4 separate regions of the Homo sapiens genome follow, and regions 2, 3 and 4 are each linked to region 1. Evidence: chromatin loops called from intact Hi-C (ENCODE). Cell type or tissue: gastrocnemius medialis. All regions are shown on one strand.

Region 1 (2,500 bases):
CCCCGAAAAAAAACTAAAAATAGAATTATATGATCTAGAAATCCCACTTCAGTGTATTAATGCAAAAGACTCGAAATCAGTTTGTGGAAGGGATATCTGCATTCCTATGTTCATTGCAACACTACGCACAATAGCCAAGTTAGGGAATCAATCTCTGTCTATCAACAGATGAATGGATTAAAAAAATGTATTGCATATACATGATGGAATACTATTCAGCCTTTAAAAAGAAGGACATTCTGGCCAGGTGCAATGGCTCACACCTGTAATTCCAACACTTTAGGAGATCAAGGCAGGCAGATCACTTGAAGTCAGGAGTTTGAAACCAGCCTGGCCAACATGGTGAAACCCCATCTCTACTAAAAATACAACAATTAGCTGGGTGTGATGATGCATGCCTGTAATCTCAGCTACTTGGGAGGCTGAGGCAGGAGAATGGCTTGAACCTTGGAGGCAGAGGTTTCAGTGAGCTGAGATGGCACTACTGCACTCCAGCCTGGGCGACAGAGTGAGACTCCATCTCAAAAAAAAAAAGGAAGGAAATCCTGAAATTTGTGACAACATTGATGAAATTGGAGAACATTATGCTAAGTGAAATAAGTCAGGGCTAGAAAGACAAATACCACATGTTCTCATTTATATGTGGAGTTAAAACAATGAACTTATAGAAGTGGAGAGTAGAATTGTGGTGACAGAAGCTGGAGGAGGGGGAGATGGGGAGGTGATGAGCAAAGGGTATACAATTTCAAACAGGGAGAATATGTTTTCTCTTTTTGTGCATTCTATTGCACAGCATGGTGAATATAGTTAATAGTAGAGTGCTGTACATTTCAAATTGCTAAGTAAACTTCAAATGTTCTTACCTCAAAGAAAGTTAAGTATTTGAGGTGATGGGTATGTTAACTAGCTTGACTGAATTATTTCATATGGCGTTCACAAATCATAACATCATTTTGTACCCCATAAATTTTTTCCCCACACAACTCTCTCTTTACAGAACCCATAAATCTATACAATTATAAATAGTCAATTTACAATAAAAAAGAAAAAAACTTTAGTGGGTATCTTGAGTCTGTATTTTCTCTGCACTTCCACTCATGATCTGTAACCATGTGGCATTCAACAGATGACAGCCTAAGGAAAATGCCACTTTCCTTAATGATAATAAAAATCTAAAGCTTACACCTCCTACAAATCCCCTTCGTGGTTGACGTTTTTCTTAGGTAGATCCAGGTGCTAATATTTCTTGCTATCCTGCCACGAAGCCATAGGGAGGTGCTGTTGCCCTGGTATCTATCTGGCACATGGTCTCTTCCCTTGAACTAGCCCAGTGGAGACAGGCTAGAACAGTTAGAGAAGGAAAATAAAAAGACTTTATAAAGGCTAGATACCAGCAAATAGTAAACTGAGGAAGGGACCAGGATATAAGCAGTCTAGCTTGAAAGCTATGGCTTATTCTCCACATTTCACAAAGAACCCTGGAAATAAATGCTTTCTTTCTTCATGCTTGGCAGGTGACTGCATATGTCATTTGTATTACCACAAGGCAGGAAAACTTTCCAGACTACATGGGCCATCTTCAGTCCAGGCCAAGAGCTCCCTGGGCCTGATCTCTGGGAGCTGTAGAATGTCCAGTGTCCTCTTTTCCTTCATGTCCCTCTCTTGTGTGCCCTACCTTCCCCAGGGACTCTGAGGAAAAGACATGATCAATCCAGAGTGACTGAGGGAAGGTGGACTTGATATTGGCCGTCTCCAAGTGTAGTCTATTTCAATCCATGCTCATCTCAAAGCAGGACTGAGATTTACACCCATGCCCCCACAAAGAAAATGCCTTATAAAGCATTAGTAAGAAACATAAATTTTGGCTGGGTGTGATGGCTCACACCCATAATCATAGCACTTTGGGAGGCCAAGGCAGGAGGATCACTTGAGACCAAGAGTTTGAGACCAGCCCAGACAACATAGTGAGACCCCATCTCTATTTAAAATAGCAACAACAGTGAAGTTAAAAAGAAACATAAGTTTTACCAAAGATTGAAAGGGGAAATGACCCCTGGACAATGGGAACTTGAAAAAAAATAATAAAAAAAAGAAAGGAGAAAGGGTAAAAAGGGTGTATCACACAAATCATTCAGCCAACAACTTAATACAATTCCATCAACATTTAGTTCTCCCCATAGTTCCTCCTATAACCAATGCCAGCTTGAGGGGTTCATCTTGACAATTCTTCCCCAAAGCTCCCAGTCAGTTCTAACTCTCTTCCCTAGATTATACAGAGTTGCTTTCTCTCAGGCAGAAGCCTGGGCTCTGCCTTCAGTGCAAAAAGCGCTGACCAAAGCCCATTTCTGTAAGCAGGTTCCTCCTTATAAAGACATGCTCATACCAGTGCTCAGAGATTAAAACCCTCTTCCTCTATTATGAAAAATGATGTCCTATTACAAACAGGGTCATTCTTCCCTGCCATGGCATGTGCACCCACCTGCTAAGGACAAGGAAGGAA
Region 2 (2,500 bases), 78 kb after region 1:
CTATTAAACCTTCTGATGATATAGAGCTTGAGCATTGTAACTAAATCTAAAGGGAGTGAGAAAAAAAACAACAACAAAGGGGCTGGGAGAAATTTTCATTTGACTGAGCTGTTACTAGCTGGGATAATAGAATCATAATATATGACGAGCAAAGACAGCACTGCAGATTTTTGGCCAGGTATTCACTGAAACCATTAGCACTTCGTATGTCAGAAGTTAAAACCTAACCCCATGAGTGAGGCAGTTTGAGCCTATATTTATAACTGCTCTGGAAGTCTGGTGCTGAGATGAAAGATCCTTATTCATTTGGGATCTTAGTCAAGTTCATGTAAATGGAAGGAAAGGGAGGAAGACTCCAGTTAACTGGTGCTAATCTAAGACAGGACTTGGGATCGATGTCTTAACTTGCCACAGAGATATTTTCCAGAGTGGCTACCAAGTAATGTTGAACTTGGAGGGATGTAAATATTGTCCAACAAAGTATAGTGTGGCTTGTTTATTATTTTTTAAGGAGTGGCTTTCTCTTTATTAGTATTTTAAATTTATTCTACTGTCTCTGTCATAGGAAAGGCTTGAAGGCTTGAATATTCCTGAATTGCTTATCTGCAAGGAAAGCTGGCTTTGGGCATGTGTTCTTGGTAATGCTAGTTTTCCTTTTGCTCTGAGGACAAAGTTGGCTAAAACCAAGTGTAACTGGAGTTATTAAGATTTTCTTACTGTACCTGTCACCAGCTAATTCAGACGCCCACTCTGAACATGTCACCAGTCCTGTCTAATGTCTCCTTAGGCAGACCATTATAAATGCCGCAGAAAAACAGGGCGAAACATGAGTTTTGGAACAAAGAGGCTTTTAAAGAGGAAAGCAAAGCAAGAGAATGGAAGACCCCCCATTCACTTGCCTTTTGGTTGGGGTTTTGCAGTTGCATCAGACTCCGGGCACTTAAAACACTTCACTGTCATCTGTAATAGGATAAGGCAAGAGAGGTTCTTTGTTCAGGGTTCAAGTGCTCTCTCGTGACCATCTCAAAATAACCCTGAAGTGTAATACAGTAGGGCCTCACGTAACTAAACCCACAAGTCTCGGACCTGTCATCATTGTCAACCCAATTGTTCTCTCCTCCCCTCTTAGGCAAGCAAAGCACTTGGATAAATTTTTCTGTCAACACTCAAAGTTGCATAAACTCCTTATTTTTACTTTTCCAAATCCAGTAGGAGTTTCTCTGCCAGTTATAGGGAAATATATAGAAGGCGGACATATCAGGTGCTTCTCTTCCAAATAAGCTTTCCTTGTGGCTTACGCTGTTCTTCACTTGGATTTGAACCCGATCAGCGGCTTTCCTTTCACCAAAGGATCTTATTTTTGTAATTTGTCGGACTTTGCAAGAATTGTGATATTCTCAGCCAGCCCTTTCTTCATAAGGCAAGTGTGCCACTGTTCAGCGTGTATTTATTCCATTAGCCAAGTTATTGCACTGAGTTGAGCATTAAAGAAATCTGATCGTTTCCTTGGTCTCTATTTTGGAAGATGCTGGAGATTTATCCTTGGCGACATGTAAACAATATTTAAACAAGGCTAACAAAGAGAAAGTGTTGAGATAGGAAGGTAAAACTGCAAATGTTTTGTTTCAAGTGACATCAAGATGCAATAGAGGAGATGAAAGAGAGGACATTATAAAACGGGTCAGTCTCTAGAGTTAAAACAACACAGAAAACAGCACATGAAATACATGTGTATAGAACGGTGTGAGATTGACAGAAAGGAAGGAAATACACCAATGACATTGAATGCATGGGTAATGGAATTTCAGATGATTTATTTTTTCTTTTCTATATTGCATGGGATTTTAAAATTTCTATAGCTTTTCTATATCTTGTCTACATCTACGTGATTTTACATAATCTTTGCCATCTTTTGCAAGTGCTTTTTGTAGAATAAATTCCTAGAAGAGGAAGTGTTTGTACAAACTAAAGTTTTTAGAAGAGTATAGGCCATTTTTACTTTAGAAATACAGCAAATTTAAATAATAAAATGTTATATAGATAAAACTTCTAAAACTTTTCATTTTCTTTTTAAAATTACTTTTGTCAGTTTCTTTTTTATCCTGGTTACAAGTGGTACACGGTATAAAAAATAAAAACTGTTACCAAGTTAATAAGTAATCCTCCATATTATTATTAACTATAGTAATAACTTTATGGGTTCTATTATAATCCTGGACTCTATCATAATACTGTTATATTACAGGATGTTATTATAATGCTGTTTTGCAATTTGCTTGTTTCCCTCAATGTATCTCAAACACATTACTCCATGTCAATATGTATAATTCTTATCATTTTGATGGTTATATGCTCCTTTGTTTGGGAGAGGGAAGTTTTTTTTCTTTTTTTTAATTTAATTTAATTTTTTATTTTATTTATTTATTTATTTATTTATTTATTTTGAGAAAGGGGCTCACTTTGTTGCCCAGGCTGGAGTGCAGTGGTGCTATTGCAGCTC
Region 3 (2,500 bases), 76 kb before region 1:
TATGTAGAAAGCTGAAACTGGATCCCTTCCTTACACCTTATACAAAAATTAATTCAAAATGGATTAAAGACTTAAATGTTAGACCTAAAACCATAAAAGCCCTAGAAAAAAACCTAGGCAATACCATTCAGGACATAGGCATGGGCAAGGACTTCATGTCTAAAACACCAAAAGCAATGGCAACAAAAGCCAAAATTGACAAATGGGATCTAATTAAACTAAAGAGCTTCTGCACAGCAAAAGAAACTACCATCAGAGTGAACAGACAACCTACAGAATGGGAGAAAATTTTTGCAATCTACTCATCTGACAAAGGGCTAATATCCAGGATCTACAAAGAACTCAAACAAATTTACAAGAAAAAAACAAACAACCCCATCAAAAAGTGGGCAAAGGATATGAACAGACACTTCTCAAAAGAAGATATTTATGCAGCTAAAAGACACATGAAAAAATGCTCATCATCACTGGCCATCAGAGAAATGCAAATCAAAAGCACAATGATCTCACACCAGTTAGAATGGCAATCATTAAAAAGTCAGGAAACAACAGGTGCTGGAGAGGATGTGGAGAAATAGGAACAATTTTACACTGTTGGTGGGACTGTAAACTAGTACAACCATTGTGGAAGACAGTGTGGTGATTCCTCAAGGATCTAGAACTAGAAATACCGTTTGACCCAGCCATCCCATTACTGGGTATATACCCAAAGGATTATAAATCGTGCTGCTATAAAGACACATGCACACGTATGTTTATTGCAGCACTACTCACAATAGCAAAGACTTGGAACCAACCCAAATCTCCATCAATGATAGACTGGATTAAGAAAATGAGGCACATACACACCATGGAATACTATGCAACCATAAAAAAGGATGAGTTCATGTCCTTTGTAGGGACATGGATGCAGCTGGAAACCATCATTCTCAGCCAACTATCACAAGGACAATAAACCAAACACCACATGTTCTCACTCATAGGTGGGAATTGAACAATGAGAACACTTGGACACAGGAAGGGGAACATCACACGCCGAGACCTGTAGTGGGGTGAGGGGAGGGTGGAGGGATAGCATTAGGAGATATACCTAATGCAAATGACGAGTTAATGGGTGCAGCACACCAACATGGCACATGTATACATATGTAACAAACCTGCACCTTGTGCACATGTACCCTAGAACTTAAAGTATAATTTTAAAAAAAATTGCAACCTACCCTTAGCCTGATGTTTTAATACTTCTCACCAGATTATAATTTACTTGCTTATTATGCTGATTATTTATTGTCTTACATTCACTAGAATGTAAGATCTATGAATGCAAGTATTTTTGTCTATTTGTTCACTATTTTGTTCCTGTACATGGCCATTAAACAAATATTTAAATTACAAAATAAGTTTTTGAGGCCAAGGCCCTAAATATTAGTTTAGTTCTTAAGCATATATTCTGCAATATGATTAAACTTGTTTCCTAAGATAGTCGTAACTGAAGCACTTGTCCTAATTTGATACAAGAAGCCAAACCGTCATCTTCAAGGAAATTGTGATATTTGAAGAGAAGCCACCAGGTGGTGGTGTTGTTTCAGACTAATTCCTACTAGAATCAGGTCAATTGGTCAGTTTACTAAAAGCTGAGAGGGCAGTTTCATCCTTTTCAGATCTTATAGTCCAGGAATCACTAAATTTTAAAATGTGAATGTTTTAATGCAGTTCAAGCAAATAAAATAATTCAAAAACTCCTTTGACTATAAGTCACAATAAGATCAAATAAGCTCAGAATTTTAAAGCTAGAAAAATCCTCAATTTCAGCCACCTCAATTACACATAAAGAAGTAAAAACAAACTAGACAACAAAGCCAGGACAGCAAATTTGATAATTTAACTTGGCCTGGAATAACTAAATTATGATGTCTTTTGTAACTGAGCCATGATCTATACATTTCATAAATTTCTTTTCAAATACATACCTATGCCTCAAGTATTTGCTGTAGTTTCCAAAGAACTTAGCATTTATGTGTGTTCCATTGCCTATTGGAAGTTACATTCTGTTGTTCAGATTTTATTCTACAAAGAAGAAACCCATAATAAGTATAAATATATAAGTATAATATAGGCTTCATAAGGGCTTATAACTATGTATATTTATAATTGTATTTTAAATTTAGGAGCAATTTGAGATCATAAGTAGGTGTGTTGAGTTTCCCAAATTAGGATGTGTATAGTGTGTTTCAAACATGTTTCCTTTTAATGACATGTATTTTGCCAACAAAGCAGAATTTCTCTTTAGACTAAAGGTTGTTATTTTTTCAATTAAGATACAATTCGCATACCATAACTCACCATTTTTAAATGTACAATTCAGTGGTTTTTAGTAGATTCACAAGGTTTGCAACTGTCACCACTATCTAATACCAGAACATTTTCAGCACCCTGAATAGAAAGTCTATACCCATTAAGTAATAATTCTCTAGTCCTTGCCCCAAATTCCTGCCTCTGG
Region 4 (2,500 bases), 130 kb after region 1:
TAATTCCTTTGTCTCACCATGGAAGAAATGATTATCATTACTGACCATCTGTCTTAAGCTAAGGAGCATTAGTCTTTCATAGAGGGAAGTTTCATGAAGGTGGATTAGACAGCTTTGCTGTATATGTTTGTATTGTCATTTTAAAAGTGAACCTTTTATTTGCATAATGAATAAAAAAGTTTAAATTTTGGAATAACTATTTCCTGACTGCAACAAGAAGTTTCTCTTTTTCCTGGACACTGCTCAAAACCATGTTAAGTATCTCTTTGTTCTTGATGTGTCATATTTCATTATCTAATTTCTATGATATTCTTGTGTCCTATACATTAGTAAAATACTTTTTTCTTTCTTTCAGTAGATTGGATTACTTTCCTTCAGCTAACTTGAACTTATGCTCTCATAATGAACGCATAACGTTAGTATACTCACTTTGTCCTTGACCTTCAGTGGCTCCCATGGAGAGTAACATGAATACTAATCCTGGCCACGTGGGCGCAGTTTGAAGGTTATTTGCTTATGGAATGCAGACAGTGCAAACTCCTAGAACTCCTTCCATGGGATGGTTTCAAGGAGGTTTGGGCATCCTGGCTGAAATTATTGTAATATTATTCTCTACAAGGCCAATGGGCATACACCTCTGTTTCCAAATTTGGAAAGGTGTTTGGGCCAGGCTGCAAGGCTCAACCAACAGAGCAGATGATGTAATCCCAGAGGGCAAGCTGTCAAAGTTTAAACAAAGCCTGTGCCTGACCCTTAATTTGAAAAGTCACCATATTATACTTGTATGCTTAAATGAGAAAATGTCTTTCCTTAAAGTCAACCAACCAACAAAAACTCTTTTATTTATGGAGAACACAGCGTGATGAAAGAGCAAGGCTAGATGACTAGGGCATTTTGAAATTAGTAGCATTTTTCTGACGTTTGCAGAAGATAAGCAAAACCATGACCACATGCAGTTGCATGCCCAGGTACAAAAACTGCCGTGTGTGTGTGTGTGTGTGTGTGTGTGTGTGTGTGTGTGTCTGTATATATATTATATAATGGCAAATACATGTATATATATATGTATTTGCCTTACATACCTAGGAAGCAAATCAATTTGGGATAGAAAGTGACATCCCTAAATAAAGAAGGTAAGTGAATGGAAGTTTATAATAAATATACAGTCCTCTTCATCAAGGACAGAGAAAATACCTATGCAAAAAGTAGACACAATAATTACTGCTACTTGGATATCCCCAGTTGAGAAAGGAGCCCTGCACGAGCATAAACAGGATTGATGGGTGCAACCTACCTTTTCTCCAGCATGAGCTAGAACTCTCCTGCTCTCCCTCCCTCCTCCAACTGTCAGTCTATTTTTTTTTTTTAACCATCCAACTCAGGTTTCACTTCTTTGAACAGCTTTCTCCTGACCATCCTGGCTTACTTTTATCTCCCCTTCTTTCTCCTGATTTCTCTTGGACCTGTTGCCTCCATCATTCAATCACTCTTGTCTCCACATAATCGCACATTAATGGTTGACTCCTTTTCCTAACAGGTTGTAAGCTTTTTGACATTGGCCCCCTCATCTTATTCCCTCCAGCATCTGGCAGAGAGCTGCACATAGCAATCATCTAATGAATACTTGCAAAATGAATGAGCAGTTGAATTTCCATGCTGGCTTAGCTGCTGACCATTCAATGGTAATCTGGATAGATTTTTATTTCCATTCAACATGTGTGCTGGGTAGGAGGATGAACATCCTATGTATGTTCTTAGTCACTGAGGGTTAGAATGAGACACTGCTGCAGAACAGAAGGATGATTTCCACTGTAAGACCAACTTGCCTAAAGCTACTGAAAATGGTCTTGCCTGGATTTTGGTACATTTTCAGCACTTTAACTGGTCTTCTATTTAATTGGTTGACATATATTCAATTAATTGCTCCAAATCTGTCACTATTAAGAATATTATTCATCGCAATCCAGCCTTAACATCATTCCCAGATTGATTGAATCATTCTGCAACAGCTCAGAAATGTTCTGAAAATGCTTTTTGAAGCCACAGAGAGTAGATTCTAGAAGATTTAATCTTAGAAGTAGTATTTGTGATTAGATTTGCCAACTTTTTCATATTTGCTAAAAGTCTCTGTCTGGAAAGCAGCCAATTTCCCAGCACGGGGTTTTATGATTGTTTGCTTGCTTGCTTGCTTGCATCTGGCTATCCATCCAGCTATCCTGTTCCTTAATACTGACCACTTTGTCCTGGGACCTGGGCAAAGTCTTCTGGAATTGAAACAAGAGAGATGACAATAAAGAAATGTGTTTAGCCCAACAGCAATAGCAGAAATTAGATGTGCAAATCTCCTTTAGAGGAATCATACCAGGAGGCAATGCCTTTATACAAATAACGCTGTCCTGGCTTAGAATTCTTTCATAATAATTATAGGTAGCAAATTGATGGAACACTAAATATAGATTCTTTTCTGTATGCTCAGTGGGGCCAAAGATTCGCCTTTTAT

What was found. Peaks named below come from ENCODE experiments on the same cell type or tissue, not always from the same donor. Only the 100,000 strongest peaks of a DNase experiment are listed, where the experiment ranks them.
Region 2: it touches region 1 in a loop (4-fold over the local background); 4 of 110 quality-filtered maps call a loop at or near these places.
Region 3: it touches region 1 in a loop (2.2-fold over the local background); 4 of 110 quality-filtered maps call a loop at or near these places.
Region 4: it touches region 1 in a loop (6-fold over the local background); 2 of 110 quality-filtered maps call a loop at or near these places.

The regions. Positions count from the first base shown.
Region 1 is chr12:101,489,200-101,491,699 of GRCh38, forward strand. No RefSeq gene overlaps it. Among named protein-coding and RNA genes, the nearest start is that of SPIC, 15 kb to the left of the region's middle. In gastrocnemius medialis, a CTCF peak has its summit at 1,277; DNase peaks (open chromatin) are centred at 1,282 and 2,352; H3K27ac peaks cover 1,508 bases.
Region 2 is chr12:101,567,086-101,569,585 of GRCh38, forward strand. No RefSeq gene overlaps it. Among named protein-coding and RNA genes, the nearest start is that of MYBPC1, 27 kb to the right of the region's middle. In gastrocnemius medialis, no CTCF peak of the experiment used is centred here; a DNase peak (open chromatin) is centred at 1,046; H3K4me3 peaks cover 1,225 bases; H3K27ac peaks cover 2,500 bases.
Region 3 is chr12:101,413,154-101,415,653 of GRCh38, forward strand. No RefSeq gene overlaps it. Among named protein-coding and RNA genes, the nearest start is that of ARL1, 6.6 kb to the left of the region's middle. In gastrocnemius medialis, a CTCF peak has its summit at 1,557 (motif pointing right); no DNase peak of the experiment used is centred here.
Region 4 is chr12:101,617,873-101,620,372 of GRCh38, forward strand. All of the region lies in intron 3 of MYBPC1 (myosin binding protein C1), which reads left to right. Among named protein-coding and RNA genes, the nearest start is that of MYBPC1, 24 kb to the left of the region's middle. In gastrocnemius medialis, no CTCF peak of the experiment used is centred here; no DNase peak of the experiment used is centred here; H3K27ac peaks cover 2,500 bases.